2 separate regions of the Mus musculus genome follow, and region 1 is linked to region 2. A link is a loop called in an ENCODE intact Hi-C map of the cell type or tissue named here. Cell type or tissue: heart. All regions are shown on one strand. Links, peaks and the distances in the headings refer to the core of each region. The heading gives the core; the rest is flanking DNA. Region 1 overlaps Dysf (dysferlin). Region 2 has its middle 35 kb from the start of Zfp638.

Evidence for each region. A loop is a pair of places that touch in the nucleus more often than their neighbours do. Peaks named below come from ENCODE experiments on the same cell type or tissue, not always from the same donor. Only the 100,000 strongest peaks of a DNase experiment are listed, where the experiment ranks them.
Region 1: it touches region 2 in a loop (7-fold over the local background); 31 of 42 quality-filtered maps call a loop at or near these places.

What each region holds. Positions count from the first base shown.
Region 1 is chr6:84,057,096-84,066,059 of GRCm38, reverse strand. It overlaps Dysf (dysferlin), which reads right to left. Exons shown (of 55, transcript NM_021469.3): 4 at 7,536-7,641; 5 at 2,625-2,739; 6 at 1,497-1,589; 7 at 973-1,184. Among named protein-coding and RNA genes, the nearest start is that of Dysf, 42 kb to the right of the region's middle. In heart, for the core only: a CTCF peak has its summit at 4,533 (motif pointing right); DNase peaks (open chromatin) are centred at 4,489 and 7,239; H3K27ac peaks cover 2,970 bases.
Region 2 is chr6:83,874,900-83,883,863 of GRCm38, reverse strand. It overlaps a transcript of Zfp638 not described here and the pseudogene Gm5138. Among named protein-coding and RNA genes, the nearest start is that of Zfp638, 35 kb to the left of the region's middle. In heart, for the core only: a CTCF peak has its summit at 3,862 (motif pointing left); no DNase peak of the experiment used is centred there; H3K4me3 peaks cover 303 bases.

The sequences.
Region 1 (8,964 bases), core at 462-8,461, 180 kb before region 2:
CAGAGCAGGAGGATCAGGAGTTCAATGACATCCTAGCTATACGGTGAGTTCGAGGCCAGCCTGAGTAACACAAGACCCGGTCTCAAACAGGGCCAGAGAGATGGTAGAAGAGAGTGAGCAGAAAGTTGCCCTCCAGCCTCCAACACATGCTGTGGCACACGTGCTATGGCACACATGTGTGCATACACACAGAAACATCGCATACGAATATAAATGTAATTTAAAAAATTTTAAACAATAGGCCAAGCCGGGTGTGGTGGCGCACACCTTTAATCCCAGCACTCGGGAGGCAGAGGCAGGCAGATTTCTGAGTTCGAGGCCAGCCTGGTCTACAAAGTGAGCTCCAGGACAGCCAGGGCTACACAGAGAAACCCTATCTCGAAAAAACAAAACAAACAAACAAACAAACAAACAAAACAAAAAAAAAACCAATAGGCCAGCAAGGTGACTCTATGGGAAAAGGCACTTGCTGCCGAGTTCGATAGTCTGAATTTATACCCCAGGATCTATTCGGTGGAAAAAAAAGAACCAACTCCCACAAGTTTTCCTCTGTCTTCCACACAGTGATCTCTCACAGTGGCACTAGTTCACTCCATGCTAACACACTCAATAAATAATTAAACAGTCACTGATTTTTGGGAAGGTTCAGAGGACTCCACTGCTGCTGTTGGTGGGGCATGTGGACCCTAAAGAGCAAGAAGCTGGTCCTAGGACAAAGGCCAGTTACCACAACAAAGGAGATGTAGGCTAGGCTAATCTTTTATACATCCAACTCCTTGGGACTGGGCAGAGGCATGCTGTGAGCTCCCAAAACACAAACTTTCAATTCAGCTGTCAGGGTCCAGGGCAGCCTAGCTTCTTCATGGGAGGCCTCCGGAACACCAGCGCATTGTCCTGAGGCTAGACAACCCAGCCAGGCACAGAACACTAGTGATTGCTGATGAATTATAGAGACAGTTCCCCCACTATCACCTGGAAGTCCTGTGGCTTGTCTGACAGCAGCTTTCTAGGTGGGGCAGAGCTTCTTTTTCTTTTTGCCCCTGGATAGTGGGGAGGAGGGTGGGAAGGTGGCTTCCTGGGTGTGGTCGGTCCCCCTGGGCCCACAGCAGCACTCTGGTCCAGGAACGGCTCAGCTTCATCTCCAGTCAGGCCCTGGTCCTCGGTGTCTTCCTCCCCTCCTGTGTCTGTGGGCACAGGACCCTCTTGAGCACTGTGCACCTTTGGTCCTGACCTGAGGTCTCAGTCCAACAGGGGGAGGACCAAAGAGTGTGCATGCTTCAATACCACACCCTAAGCCCACCCATACCCAAGATGGATGAAATCAAAGAAGGGCAGCTGCCATAGCTGGCCCTGGAAAACAGTCAATAAATAGTTAGTCAGCAAGAAGAAGAAGGAGGATGGCCCTGACCCACCCACCCCAGCCCTAACAGACAGGCCCTTCTGGCCACCTTGCCAGGTGAGACAGTTACAGGTGGTAGGGTCTGGCTGCGTCTCACCCGTGGGGACCGGCCACTTCTTCCCAGAGTATCTCGTGTCCATGGTGCTGTCACTGAGCAGGGACCAAGTCTCAGCCCGGCTCTGTCCCCCACCTGGCATGCATCAGGGCGTAGCCCAAGAGGGGAGGGTTGGGAGGGAGCTGGGATGAGAGAGGCCCACCTTCCCCAGGCCCACCCTCACCTCTCCTAAGCTTATCCACTCAGCCTGGGTACCATGCTCAGAGGTGACGGTCCCTTGCCCAACCAGGCAGAGCTGGGAGCCTCCTTTTGTTGATCAAGCCCAGAGCATCTGGGGACACCTGCCCACCTGCCCTCCCCAGCACCCCCTTTCCTCCCTGAGCCTAGCTTAGCTATCTCTCCCCAGCTCAGGATTCCCAGGGCTGGATGTGCTAAGCCAACGAAACTTCCCTCAGCCTCCCTCTCCACAGAAACCCACACAGAGCTGGCCAACAAGACAGGCATACCCAGGGAGGGCAAAGCCTTCTCAGGATTTTATAACTTGCTTCTCCCCCTACCCACCCCGCCCCCGCCACACCTCCTTCACCAGAAGATAAACTCTAGAATTTTCCCCCAAGCAAATGAGCTGCCCCGTCTCAGCTGCTTTCTACCCACACCGCCTAGTGGTCAGGCCAACTTTCCCAAGCACCACCAGCAAATCAGCCTCCTTGGCCTGCATCTTTACTTGATAAGCCTAGCAGAAGCTTAAAGCGGGCACAGGACATAGCCTACTTAGCCTGTCTGCACACTTCATGTATGATCATCCCTGTGCCCAGAATGACCAGCCCAAAGCCACACAGCTATTCAGTGTCAAAGGCAAGAGATAAACTCCCATTCCCTAACTTTGGCTCAAAATTCTTTTCAGGGGTTGGAGGTGGGGTATGGTGAGTAGCTCTTTTGTAACATTGTATCACCACTTAGGGAAGCACCAAGCCTCAGGTCTCATGCTAATCTCCAGAGCTAGGAAATGGAGAATAGAGGTTGGACCCTGCCCTTCCCAAATATCTGGGATTTGGGGAACCTAATGGGAGCCATCTCCACCTCTCCTTTCCTACCCACCCACAACCTCTGTCTCCATGCTGGCCATCTTCCAAGGACCATGCCCTATGAAAGGGTGGGTGGGCTCCTCACCAGGCACCAGATCCATGTCAGGCAGTGTCGGGGAGGGTGCTAGAGAAGCAGGTGGTGGGAACAGGGGCACAGCTCCTGGGGGTGGCGTGTAGGACACCTGCAGGACCAGAGAGGCCTAGAAGAGATGAGTCGGCAACAGGTAAGTATAAAGGAGAAACGACACCCTCCCTCCGGTGTCCTTTCTAGTCTCCCATCCTCTCTAAGCCATTGGCTCTGACAGGGTCGGGACTGCAGGAGGTTGTAGGGAAGCCACCCAGGAACCTGTAAGCACAGCCAGGTAAGGCTGCCTGGGGTCACACTTCACCTCCTCCCTGGCAACTCCACTTTCCAGAGCAAAAGGTGGATCTGAGTCCAAGGGAAGCCAGACGCTCACAGGACTCCACCCTGGCAGCTTGAGGCCATCAGAGGCCCGTCTGAGTCTCTCCCAGGGTCAAAGGAAAACTTTTTTGGAAAAGCCCAGGTAAAAGCAGGGTGTGGTGGTTAGACACCTGCAGTACCAGGACTTGGGAGGTGGAGCTGGAGAGCCAGGGAGTTCAGGGTCATCCTCGCCTATACAAGGAGTTCAAGCCCAGCCTGTATATACAAGAACGTATCTCTCACCTTCCACCCACCCCAGATCCAAACAATAAGTGCTCAACTTAAGAACATGTAAAACCTCTCTCCAAGGCATCACCTAGGAGACAAGCCTTAAGCGTTCCTGGGAGTGGCCTTTACCACTCAGGGCGTGTCTGAGAGGGACTCTGCTGATTGGGTTGATTCAGGTGCAAAGATGCACACGAGAAGTGGACTGCACCATTCCCTGGGGCTGGGTCCAAGAAAGAAAGAAAAAAGCTAGCTGAGACCTGTATTCATCCATCTCTGCTTGCTGTTGTGGGTTAGGTGTGACCAGCAGCTTGGAGCTCCTGCAGCCTTGACCTTCTTGCCATGAGGGACTGCATCTTTAACTGTGAGCTCAAGCAAACCCTTCTGCCCTTAAATTGCTTTTGTCAGAGTCTTTTATCACAGCACCAGAAAAAGAAACTAAGACAACTCTAGGAGGGAAAATAATGCAACAGAAGTTGTCAGTGTCCTTCCGTTCTTCTATGTGGATATAATCCCCTCTATCTTCCTAAGAAAGGTACACACACACACACACACACACACACACACACACACACCTCAGTGCCACAGTGGGAACCGAGCTTCCAGCACAAGACCAAGACCCTGCAGGTCCCAAGCAAAGCTGGGGAAAGGGAGCACGCTGGGGTCGGTGGTGTCCATAGAAACCAGCTGCTCTTCTCGGTTGTCTCCTTTGTTGTTCCTTTTTAAAATTTTTATATATACAGCTGTTTTGCCTGTGTGTGTGTCTGTGCACTCTGGATGTTCAGTGCTCACACTGGGACTGTAACTCCCTGGGACTGGAGTTACTGATAGTTGTGAGTTGCCATGTCAGTAGTGGGAATCAAACCTAGGTTCCCTGGAAGAGCAGACAGTGCTCTTAACCACTTGGCCATCTTTCCAGCCCCCCCCCCCACCTCCATCTTTTAAACAAGTAGTCAGCTCTGTATTAGACAGAAAGCATTTTCCACAATTTTGACAAATCCTTTACAAATATTTGCCACCGTAATCTTCATCTGAGCAACCTAGCAGGGAATACTAGCCATAATAGCAGAGACATTAGTAATAAGGAGGACACGCAGACTCCCAGGGCAAACCCTGCCCTGAGGTTGAGAAGATGCCAGCTACCACTGTATCTCAGGCTTGCATCCTCCAGACTGGGGACCAAGGAGGGAAAACAGACTAACAAAGGCAGGACCAGCAACAATTCAGGCTCAGAACACTGAGAAAGGAACCCAGAGGCGACCCCAGCACCCCTTTAATACCACATTCAAGGCTTGGATGTAACTGGCCCTGCATGGTTAGAAGCTACCACCAGGTGTCGCCACGTGAGCAGCGAGTATTAATAGACCCCAGTGCCCTCCTTCCTATGACTGATGAACCACTGGGGCTCTTTGGAGAAATAAGTAATTGTACAAGATAATCCTAGACTATCTTTTTGTTCCAGGAAGGTCTCAATAAACTACAGAAACACATCGAAGGGACAGTAAGGAGCTGGGGAAAGTGGCTCAGAGGTTAAGAGCCCTTGCTGGTCTTCCAGAAGACTAAGGTCCAGGTCCCAATAACATGCATGAAACCCTGGGTTCAATCCCAGCATCACGTAAAGCAGGTCTGGTGCACACACCTATATTACCACTGCATCGGTGGGGTGGAGGCAACAAACCCCTGAAGCCCATTCGTCAGCCAGCCACATCCATGATCTCCAGATTCAGCCAGAGACCCTGACTCGAAAGATCAGATAGAGAGTGAAGGACCTCAACCTTTGGCCTCCATTGCTGTGTGCACACACATAAGAATAACACACACAACTGACGAGCCTCGAGGAGGTCTGTGCGTCGGATGAGCTCTACGTCGATATGGCTTTCATCTCTTTGAAAGAGATGCTACGGAGAAGGCCTTTCACTCAAAATACACACTCCGGCATCAAGGGAGATGGCTAGGCGGTGGTGACGTGGTCTCAAGTGACCCAGGACACAGAGTGGTTTGGACTCCTCTTAGAAGGTTCTCTCTCCCACTCTCTGACAGAATCTCTCACTATGCTCCTCTGTATTCTGTGCTGGCCTTGGTTTCACTAAGTCTTCTAGGCTGGCCTCCAATTCATAGAGTCATCCTGCTTCAGGCTTCCCAGTGCTGGAATTACAGGCATAAACCATCAAACCAGCTTCTTTGGTGCTGGTGGTGGTGGTGGTGGTGGTGGTGGTGGTGGTGGTGTGTGTGTGTGTGTGTGTATGTGTGTGTGTGTGTGTGTGTGAAGGTCAAAGTCATTCTAAGGTACCATGCCTCCCTCAGGATCCATCAATCTTGTTTCTCTCATTGGCCTGGGGTTCACCCATTAGGCTCAGCCAACTGCTCAGTGAGCTCCAGGGATCCACCTGGCTCCACCTTCCCCAGGCTGAAATTACTGTCCCACCACACCTATCTCATTCAAAGTTGGTTTGGGGATTGGAACTCAGGACCTCGAGATTGCAAGGCAAGCTGACTGTGGCAGCTCCCCAGCCCTGCTTCTACACTTAAACCATTTCAAAATAAAAGATCTGAGCCAGACACTTAAACCACTTCAAAATAAAAGATCTGAGTCAGCCAGTGGTGTCCCCCAGAAGCAAAGGGCTTCTGCTCAGCAGCACAGGTCCTAGCAGGAACCCCCAGCTCAGAGGTTCTTCCCACCTGCCTGTGCTGTACCAGGACGGCAGGGGGATACAAGTAAGAGAGGTGGAAGTCTGCTCCTGGACCTTCTCCAGGGAGTGAGGACTGCATCCCAGGCCGCAAGGTGAGCTGCTAACCTCTCCTTACCACTCGTGCCTCTCCCCACCTCTGTGCAGACTTAGCAGGTGGCTCACTGAGCAGGGCCCAGCCCTTCTCTCCCATTCACCACATCCTGGCTTTCATGTATTCAACTTAGAGTCATTGTGAAGGATGGTCAGGCTCCACAGGCAGCCTGGGGTCTGGGGACAATGGAGAGGAGGCTGCAGGTTCTCAGCTTGAGTATGAAGTGCAAACAGAATATGAAAGCCAGGCCAAGGGCAGGGATTGCAGATCATTTCCAGCCTTCCTCAGTATGCAGTTTGCAGAAACCAGGCTGAAAGGTTCCATCCCAGAGCACAGTGAGTTTGGAGGGAGTAAGTGTGGAAAACATCAGTGTCTTAGGTTTGGAGTAAAGGAGCGGAGATCTTGGCAGGAAGGTAAGAGCCTTTGGTTGAAGGCTACAGGGAGGAAGCTGCTTCAACCTAGAGGGTAACAGGAAAGCACCAGACAGGTCTCTTGACTCCAAGGGCTGCTCTTGACAGAAACCTTGATATCTCTAGCTGCTCGGTGCACCAGGCTGCAGAAACAGCTAGGAGTCTCCTCAGGGTCCAAGAAGAGTCAGCTTCAAATGCCACTGGAGGCTTCCTAGACTAATGTAGCTGACTGCAGAGCTCAAAGAGAAGGCAACAGGTGACACCGGAAGTGACTGAGACCGTTTCAGAAAACACTGCGTGAAAGCAACCCCAGTGGCTCTCTTTTCCCAGTAAGAACCCAGTATGGTCTCATTCAGCCCAGCCCAAATTAGTCCCAACTCGACTTTCCTAACCAGTCAAAGGTTCAAATACATACATACATGCACGCACGCATGCACACACACACACACACACACACACACACACACACACACACACACACACACACATGCACGCACGCACAGCCTGTCTATGAGGACTGACAGCCCACAACCCTGCAGGCTTCACTGGGAAGTATGTCGGGTTCAGCAGTAGCATCCTGTCATGTAGACAGACCCAGAATCCTAGTGAACAGGAAGAAAGAACCCTGAAGGGTATATTTAGACCACTAAAAATAACAGGAGGCCAGCAAGGAGGACTGGGAATGGTTTGTGCAGACTAGGAGAGAATGGGAAAGCTGGGGGAGGGGCTAGACCGACAAGAGAGGAAAAGGAAGGGGTCTTGACTGGCCCCAGGTGGGCAGGGGAGAGTTGTCTGCCTCCCTCCCCTGGTGACCTGTGACCCAGATGACTCAGATATTCCCTATCTGGAGAATGGAGCTGGCAATGATTCTGGGCAGTCTGCCAGGCAGGCTAAGGAAGCCACTCAAGGCTGACTAGAACACAGGACAGGAGGTGACGGAGTAGGCTAGACTCAGAAGTAGCCAAGTAGGGGCGTGGCAGGCTTCGTTGAGCCTTGCAGGTCCCAACCATGAATCTTTTCTAGCACCCTAACCTATAGCCAAGGAGAGCCATGCTTGGCTCCCAGGAGCTGGCCTCTGGCATAAGACACAGGGCCCCAAACAAAAGCTGGCTATGGACAGAGACATGCAGACATTTACCCCCGTGGGTTGCTGCTTGGCGTCTAGCAGAGGTGCGTTGAAGCTGGCAGAGAGGCTGGGGGTGGCAAGGACCTCCTGGAGTGGGATCTTGGCTTCCCCCAGGAACCTGGGAAGACAAAGAAGTCCAAGGGTGAGAACCAGCCTAATGTGCCTGGCTCGTCTCTTACCTCCTCCACCGCCTAGTTCTTTCGGAGTCCTTTAAGGTTTCTCTGTACCCACGGTACCATGAGTGCCATGTAGCATGTAAGATGGTTCCTGTGGTAACATGTACCCATGTGAGATGCTCTCATGATAGCATGTACCCATGTAAGATGGTTCCCATGGTAACATGTACTCATGTGAGATGGTCCCTTGGTAGCATATACCCATGTAAGATAGTTCCTATGGTACCATCTTAAGGAGAAGAGAGAGATCAGAGACGCCTGCCCTTCCCTTCCCCAAGCTCAACCTTAACCTCTTTCTGTCTGGCCTTAGAAGCCTAGCCATGCTATTGCCGTGGGTAGGGGCAGATTCTCACCAGACAGATTACTTATTTACTTATTTGTTTACTTACTTACTTAGAGACAGGATCACATGTAGCCCAGGCTGACCTCAAACTGGCTCTGTAGCTGAGAATGATCCTGATCTTCTGACTCTCCTGCCTTTATCTCCCAAGTGCTGGGATTGCAGGTGCTCCCCACCACACCCTGTTTATACAGTGCTGGCGATCAAGCCCAGGGCTTCACGCATGCTTTGCAAAGCACTCTCTCAACTGAGCCACACCCCTAGTGCTGCCATCAGATCTTAATGAACCGGGCCAGCATCACCATGGGACAGAGGCAGTTTTCCCAGTTCACACCTTTGATGCCCCCATGCCTCAGCTGGCTGAACCCACCACCCAGTCTGTCTACGCCAGTTTCCCAGGAAGCACAGCCCCAATTAACAAATCAGAAGCAAGACACCTTCCTGTCTTCATACCCAGGGAGAAAACGTGTTGGTCTAGGAGACAGACCCCTTCACCAGACGTCCAGCACACATACATGAGACCACACTTGTCACCGGCAAGAGACGAGGTCTTGGGAAAGTGGCCCACTGGCTGGCTGGCCGAGGAAGGCCTTTCAAAGAATCTAGAGGAATAAGTCCTGTTCTGTGGGTCCTAAACCACACACGATTCACTCTGTGCCTCTGCGGTGGCAGCAAGTGGCCTGTGTCACCAAAAACCTGTCATCAGAGTCTGCTTCAGCCTCTGCTTGCTCCCTGGGAGCCAAACTACGGATAGCCATCAGGGCACAAATCCTCATCAGTCCTGGGGACAGCTATGGGGACATATCCGGCATTGCTTTTTCTTATTTCTCCTAATGAATAAAGCTAGCCCAGTATCAGAGACCATCCTTGCCCTGGTCTCTGTAACAGTAGTCTGCATGTGGGTTTAAATAGACCCATGGAGTGA
Region 2 (8,964 bases), core at 752-8,751:
TTCCAAGTCCATACAAAGTGTCTGGTGTTCATAGAGGGAAAGAGTGAGTGGATTGCCTCTCCCTAGTCTTTTTATTTCTACTTCCTCACTCTTTTCACAGATCATATTTTTTCCCCTTACGGTAAAATCCAGCTTTTTAAAAAAATTTAAAACTTGTGTGAATTTTCTGAAGTCAATAGTTCTTAGATATGAGAGAGAGAGAGAGAGAGAGAGAGAGAGAGAGAGAGAGAGGCTAATTTACTAGATTACTCATGCTAGTTTTTAACATGTGAACTCAAATGCTCTGCTTTCCTCAGCCTTCCAGAAGTAGGCGCCACAGGCATGTGCCAGTGAACTTGGCAAGAGTTTAAATTCTATCAGAAATGCATAAAGCATAGCAAATAAGAACCCTCGAGTTATAACTAAAGATTGCCAAAGCCACCTAAGGATTCTTTGAAAACATGATCTCTCAGGCATGCTAAAGTTGAATGTGTCCCTAGCCTGGCCCTATCTCAACAATGTATTAGCTATAAAAAATATAATTTACAAAATTTAAAAAGCATGAAGAGTATTATTATGGAGAATACATATCTAGGAACAACATATCCATGACACACATTACAAAGAGCTATTCCCTCATAAAACCAATCAGTAAAATGAAAGTAACTCCTCAGGCATCAGCATCTCCTCCTGTCTCTGTTGTGCTTTCTATCTCGTGTGTGTCTGGAGCCTTCGCCACATTTCACACCTGCTTGATGAAAGGTGATCTCAGCTTGACTCTTAGTGCTAACTGCTGCAGATGCTGGTTCAGAGAGGTTACATTCTGAGGATCTAGTCAGCATGATTTCATCCCCTGGTCAGCCTACTGCACCTATTATCTCTGCTTTTGTTGTTACTGACATTTTACAGTATGAGGGTGGTCCCACCTAATGAAGTAAAGAAGGAAACAAAAAGGTATAAAGAGCAGAAATAAGAGTACCACTCTGCAGGTGACAGCGTGACTGATAGCTTATTTCTCTGCTGATGAAAGGAGCCAATTCAAGCCAGAGTAGACTATATTAAAGGCGGGTTATTGGGAAGCTGCTCTCAGGTGAGCTCATTGGCCCCGAGTCAGGACGCCTCTCTGCTCATAGGGCACTGCTTGATAGATACTGGGAATTGAACTTAGGGCGTCTGGAAGGGCAGTCGGTGCTCTTAAGCACCGAGCCATCTCTCCAGCCACCCTCCCCACCCCAAGACAACTCTTATAAGCACAACAACATTTAACTGGGGCTGGCTTACAGGTTCAGAGGTTCAGTCCATTAGCATCAAGGCAGGAACGTGGCAGCAATCAGGCAGGCATGGTTCTGGAGGAGCTGAGAGTTCTGCATCTTCATCTGAAGGCTGCTAGCAGAATACTAGCTTCCAGGCAGCTAGGGTGAAGTTCTTATATCCCACACTAACAGTGCCTGCCTACTCCAAAAAGGCCACACCTACTTGAACAGGGCCACATCTTTTTTTTTTTTTTTTTTTTTAAAGTTTTTCGAGACAGGGTTTCTCTGTGTGGCCCTGGCTGTCCTGGAACTCACTCTGTACCAGGCTGGCCTTGAACTCAGAAATCCACCTGCCTCTGTCTCCCATGTGCTGGGATTAAAGGCATGTGCCACCACTGCCCGGCTAGGGCCACAGGCTAGGGCCACATCTTCTAATAGTGCCACTCCTTCCTTCAGCTGAGCATATACAAACCATCACAACCCCATACCCAGCCTTTTTATATGGGCCTAGGATCAAAGTCAGATCCTCATGTTTGCAGGGCAAGCACTTTACTAAGCTACTGCTTCAATCCCCTAAACTTACTTTTTTTTTCATATTAAAAAAAAATATGCCATAGTGCATGTATAAGATGTCAGAGGACAATCTGAGGGAGTGTGTTCTCTCCTTCCACCATGTAGGTCCTAGGGACTGAACTCAGGTCATTGTCAAGATTGGCAGCAAGTGCCTTACTTAACCCAATGAGCTACCTCACTGACCCTTGGCTTTTTTTTTTTTTTTTTTTTTTCTGAAGACAGAGTCTTGCCATGTAAGCCTGGCCTAGAATTTGATGTGTAGACCAGGCTACCCTCAAACTCAACAGAGATCTGTTGTTGGAATTTCAAACCCCAATAAGCCCATATAAACATGCAATCTAGTTATTATAAGTTATATACTATATTATAATTATTTTAAGTTATAAGTCTAGATTGGGCATGTCTAATACTATATTAACTTATTTTTCAGCTATGAGACCCCTGTGACTTGTGGATTTTTTTTCTTGGCCATGTGGTAGATAGAACAGATATCATGACTTTTTCCTCTTCTTTTTACTTTGGTCCTCTCTCCTTTCCTTCTATTCTTCCCCCCTCTCTACCTGCTCCCACTCTCAAAAACCTCCGGTCCCACCACCCATCCCCACCACCCCCTAGCCTTTATTAACCAGTCAGAATGGGGAGAAGGTTCACAAGAGATCACCTAAGTAAGTGATCCACTGCTCTTGGGGATGGGGCAGCTCCTCTGGAGGAATCAGAATTAACATCAGAATGCAAACAGCATAAGGACAACCCAAAGCTGAGATCTGCCTGCCTCTGGCTTCCAAGAGCAGGGATTAAAGACACTTGCACCCAGCCCTAAAATTTGTTTTCTAATCATGGAAAAATCCTCAGCAGTTCACTCATCTGGTTAAATAGATCAAATGGTATAGCATAAGGGGCACTACTATAACCTCTATTTTACAGAAAGAGAAAGTGAGACACAAAAGTGAGTGTTTTACTGAATACTACACAAGAACTTATGGGCTATATTTCAACCCAAGCAAGAAGGTTCTGGAATCTACTCCCTTATCACTGCATTATACTTCCTTCCTTTGGTTTATGAAGTTCTTTTTAATATTTATTTTTAAAATTATTTATTTGGGGGCTGGTGAGATGGCTCAGTGGTTAAGAATGCTGACTGCTCTTCCAAAGTTCCTGAGTTCAAATCCCAGCAACCACATGGTGGTTCACAACCATCTGTAACGAAATCTGACAGTCCTCTTCTGGAGTGTCTGAAGACAGCTAAATTGTACTTACATATAAATAAATAAGTAAATAAATAAATCTTTAAAAATTTATTTATTTATTTGAATTATAATTACATCATTTCCCCCTCCTTTTCTTTCCTTCAAACCCTCCCATAAACTCTTCTTTGGACGCCTGCATGGGTTTTTGTGTACCACTGCATGTAGGAATTTTTTTTGGTTTTTCTTTTGGTTTTTTTCGAGACAGGGTTTCTCTGTATAGCCCTGGCTGTCCTGGAACTCACTTTGTAGACCAGGCTGGCCTTGAACTCAGAAATCCACCTGCCTCTGCCTCCGGAGTGCTGGGATTAAAGGTGTGCGCCACCATGCCGACTGCACGCAGGAATTTAAGGAAGAGTTGGATTCTCTGGAGCTGTCGTTAGTTAATGGTGATTGTGAACTTCTGTGTAAGTGCTGAGAACCAAATTCTGCAGGAGCAGTAAGCATCCTGAACTGCCGAGCCATTCTCTAGCCCTATATTATGACAATTTGTTGGTAGGGGTCGGGGGCTAGAGGTCACAACAGAGACAGAGAGAACAAAGAGCTTCGGAGGTAGTACGGATTTCTGCTAGAACCCCAAGAGACAGACATCGAATTCACTCAGCAATATTGCTCTTTATTTATTTACTGCAGTGTTATTTATCTAAGCAAGGGTAATGCCTTGCAAAAACTGGCCAGAACAAGCGTTAGGACTTAATCCATAAATTCTGAAAGGGATATTCTTAAAACTTTTACTTTCATCAGGGCAGCATCAGATCTTTTCCAAGGCGCCTTTAAAAAAGTATTTTAGAGTTCTGTCGCCACCTTGTGGTGCTTTGTTGTAGTATTGAACTGAAAACTCATTTCAGAATCTAGGGAAAAGGTCAAAGCTGATTAATTGTAAGACTGATGTTTTATCTGCTTTTTATAATTTTGATCACTTTCTATTGGCATGTGAATTTATCTGCATCATTTTAAAAAGCAAAGTGACAAAACTGAACACATCCGTCTATTATTGAAATACTAGGTGTCTGGAGAGATGGCTCAGTGGTTAAGAGCACTGACTGCTCTTCTAAAGGTCCTGAGTTCAATTCCAAGCAACCACATGGTGGCTCACAACTATCTGCAATGGGATCTGATGCCCTCTTCTGGGGTGTCTAAAGACAGCGCCAGTGTACTCATATAAATAAAATCTAAAAAGAAGAAAGAAAGAAAGAAAGAAAGAAAGAAAGAAAGAAAGAAAGAAAGACAGACAGACAGACTAGGGCAAGACTGGCTACTCCAGGCTCCTTAGAGGAGACCTGCGTGACTTTTCTGTTACTATCTGAAGACAGTTTTTTTTTTTAAAGATTAGAGGGGTGTGTGTGTGTGTGTGTGTGTGTGTGTGTGTGTGTGTGTGTGTATAAGGCCAGAAGAGGATAACACATCCATGGGAACTGAGGCTATATGCAGTTGTGAGTCACTTGCTGGGAAATGCACTAGGATCCTCTACAACTGCAGCTCACTCTCTTGAAGACAAATCCACCGCTCTAACCCCTGAAGATCCATCAGTGTGTAACACATGCACAAACACACGTATAACACATGAACATACACATACATATAACACACACGTGTGTGTGTGTGTGTGTGTGTGTGTGTGTGTGTGTGTGTGTGTGTGTATAGTGTAGCCCTGGATAGCCTGGAACTTGTTGTATATAAACCAACCTGGCTTTGAAGTGATAAGGGATATACCTGCCTCAGCCTCCTGAGTGTTGAGATTACAGGAATACAACACCACATACACATTTTTTCTTGTTTTATTTTGTTTATTTTTTACATTCTATTTTAGTTACATTTCTCCATTCCCTTTCCTCTCATGTACATATTTTTTAGTAGAGTATCTTTTATTTATTCTTGGAAAGCTGAGTATTTCAAACAATGCATTTTGTTTACCACAAACTCCCTCCTTCCACTCCCACTAAGCAGCACTAGACGTCACCCTCCTGCCTTCTTCTCTTTTTTCCCTTTGTGACCCACTGAGCCCAAATAGTGCTTCCTGATGGAATGGCTGTTGGCTGATTTTGTTGGCTTGATCTTGTGCAGATAACCAAAGCTTCAGTGAGTTCATGAATGCTGTGGCCATGTCACATCCAAGGACAACATTTTACAGCACAGCTCCCACCCCTTGTCTGGCCCTTACTTTCTTCTCTCCCACTCTTCCACAATGTTTCTTGAGTCTTGGTGGAGTTGTTACAAATGTCTCATTTAAGGCTGAGCACTCAACATTACTGATTCTCAGCACTGACCAGTTATTCATCTCTGTTATGTTATATGGTTATATCTATTTGTCTGTTTTCCTTCCTTCCTTCTTTTCTTCCTTCCTTCCTTCCTTCCTTCCTTCCTTCCTTCCTTCTTTCCTTCCTTCTTTTATTTCTTTTCTTTTTGGATTTTCAAGACATGGTTTCTCTGTGTAGCTCCTGGCTCTCCTGGAATTCGATCTGTAGATCAGGCTAGCCTGAAACTTACAGGGATATGTCTGGCTTTGCCTTCCTGGTGCTAGAATTAAAGGCATACGCCGCCACCACCCATCCTGTGGTTACATTTTCAATGTTCTTTTATTATTTCTATAAACTACTCTGCTATTGAACACACTCATTTATTGCTCTATTGTAGATTCTTGAATCTTCTACTAACGCAATTGTCTTGTCTCACTTGTGTAGAGCTTCAAGAAATATCTTCCTAGGGTGTGTTTAGCCATGAAGGGATCAGCTGAGGTACAAGTCCTCACTGTATTATTATTATTTTTTTAATAACACTCATTTTGGTGCTGCAGTATTGACATTCTGGTTCTAAGACAGATGTCTGCAGCCTGTCAGACAAGTCTGAGCCTTGTCTCCCTCTCCCTGGCAGTGCTACCCTTTCCCTGACTCAAATGCAGCTACGGCTCTGCCTTCTCAATTGCTCTCTGTGTGTTGTCTTGTCATAGACATGCAGACAGGAGCCTAGCATAACTGTCTCCTGAAAGGCTTCATCCAGCAGCTGATGGGAACAGATGCAGAGACCCATAGTCAAGCATCAGGAGTTCTGGGAGTCTCGTGGATGAGTCGGGGATAGGATTGAAGGAGCCGGATGGGTCAAGCACACCATAAGAAGACCTACAGAGTCAACTAACCTGGGTCCATCGGGCCTCCCAGAGACTGAACCACCACCCGAAGAGCGTGCAGGGGCTAGACCTAAGCCCTACACATTTGTAGCAGATAAATAGCTTGGCCTTCATTTGAGTCCCCTAACAACTTGAGAGGGGTTATCTCTGACTCTGTTGCCTGTCACTGGATCCCATTCCCCTAACTGGGCTGCCGTGGATGGCCTCTGTGAGAAAGGATGTGCTTAGTCTTATTGTGACTTAATAACCCAGGAAAGGGCAGCACCCAAGAGAAGGGGGTAATGGGAGGAGGGATTTGTGAGGGTGGGACTGGGAAGGCAGGGGTGGGGGGGTGGGATTATGATTGGGATATAAAGTGAATTAATCAAAAAATATATATGGCCTTTTCTTTGTTCACATTTGATCCTTCTCTGGGTAGGTGTGATCTAACTTCCATCGCTCCTCTTTTTCTATTCACTGAGGACAGGGTCTCACTAGAAGTGGAACTGCTAGGTCCTGTGGCGACCCTATGCTTAGTTTTTGTTTTTTTTTTAGTAACCATATTTTCTTTTTTAAAAAATGCATTTAACTCCAATTTTGTTTTAGAGACAGTCTTGGTAAATTTTAGTCTAGGCTGGCTTTGAACTTGCTATCCTTCTGCCTCTGCCTCTTGACATCTGGCCCCCCAGGTGTGTGTTCCACACCCAGCTTGCCGCAGCTTTAAGGAAGGCAAGAAGTTTATAAGAAGTTTATAGTCCACCAGCAATTCACAAGAGTTTTATTTATGTCTATTCCTATGCTAACTTCACAATTTTAATTACTATAACTTTGTAGAAAGTTTTGAAATCAACAAGTGCAAATCCTTTGGCTTTGTTTTTAACAATCATTTTAACTGTGCAGGATCCCTTATGATTCCATATGAATTTTTTAGATGGGTTTTTATTCCTACTTCTATCAAACTATCATTAGATTTTTGTTTGTTTGTTACTGATATTTGAGACAGGGTGCTACTATGTAGACATGGTTGACTGCAACCTGCTATGTAGACCTGGCTTGCCCAAACTCATAGGGATCTGCTTGCCTCTGCCTCCCAAGTGGGACTAAAGGCCCATGCCACCTGCATAGCCAACACTGGATTTTAACAGGGATTGGATGAAAGGGGATCCCATGGTTTATGGTACCAGACTGATAAATATGTAAAATGTCAAGACAATTAGACATTTCTCAAGTTCATTTACTAAAACTGCTACCATGAAACAATTCACCACAAGAAAATAGATGCTTACTGTTCAGATAAGAATAAAAATGGCAGCCGGGCGTGGTGGCACACGCCTTTAATCCCAGCACTCGGGAGGCAGAGTTCGAGGCCAGCCTGGTCTACAAAGTGAGTTCCAGGACAGCCAGGACTATACAGAGAAACCCTGTCTCGAAAACAAAAACAAAAAACCAACAACAAAAAAAAAAACAAGAATAAAAATGGCAGAAATGTAGTAATAGTAATTTAAAGATGCAATCATCATATATTCATAGATGTCTACACTGGTTAGGGTTTTTTGTATTGTTTTGGGTTTTTGTTTGTTTGCTTATTTGTTTGTGTGCTTTTGTCAACTTGACACAAGCTAGAACAATCTAAGAAGAGGAAACATCAGCTGAGAAACTTCCCCATCATATTGGCCTGCAGGGAGCTTTGCTGTGGAGCTTTTCATGATTGATGTTTCCTGTGAAAGGGCCAGTACACCCTGGGCAGTGTCATCCCTGGGCAGGTAGTCCTGGGGTAAAACAGAAAGCAGGCTGACCTAGCCGTTCAGAAAAAGCTACTAAACAGTGCTCCTCCGTAGTGTCGGCTCCTCTGCAGTGTCTGCTCCTCCGTAGTGTCTGCTCCTCCATACTGTCTGCTCCTCCATACTGTCTGCTCCTCCGTAGTGTCTGCTCCTCCATACTGTCTGCTCCTCCGTAGTGTCTGCTCCTTCGTAGTGTCTGCCTTGGGTTTCTGCCTCCAAGTTTCTGCCTTGAGTTCCTTGACTTCCCCTGATGATGGGCTGCTACCCATAAGCCAAATAAATCCTTTCCTCTCCAAATTGTTCTGGTCATGGAGTTTTGTCACAGCAATAGAAAGAAAACTAAGACATCTTACCCAAGAATATAGTTAAGATTCTGCTCTGCCTTCCACCAATGATGAGAGTCATAATATAAAAACCTCTATAGGAGCGACAACAGTAAACTGTATGACTGAAATGACCAAGATAAAAGAAAACCCAGGCTCTCTGCTCCTCCCTGTTCCAGAGACAGCCGCATCTTCTTGTGCAGTGCCAGCCTCGTCCCGTAGACAAAATGGTGAAGGTCGGTGTGAACGGATTTGGCCGTATTGGGCGCCTGGTCACCAGGGCTGCCATCTGCAGTGGCAAAGTGGAGATTGTTGCCATCAACGACCCCTTCATTGACCTCAACTACATGGTCTACATGTTCCAGTATGACTCCACTCATGGCAAATTCAACGGCACAGTCAAGGCCGAGAATGGGAAGCTTGTCATCAACGGGAAGCCCATCACCATCTTCCAGGAGCGAGACCCCACTAACATCAAATGGGGTGAGGCCGGTGCTGAGTATGTCGTGGAGTCTACTGGTGTCTTCACCACCATGGAGAAGGCCGGGGCCCACTTGAAGGGTGGAGCCAAAAGGGTCATCATCTCCGCCCCTTCTGCCGATGCCCCCATGTTTGTGATGGGTGTGAACCACGAGAAATATGACAACTCACTCAAGATTGTCAGCAATGCATCCTGCACCACCAACTGCTTAGCCCCCCTGGCCAAGG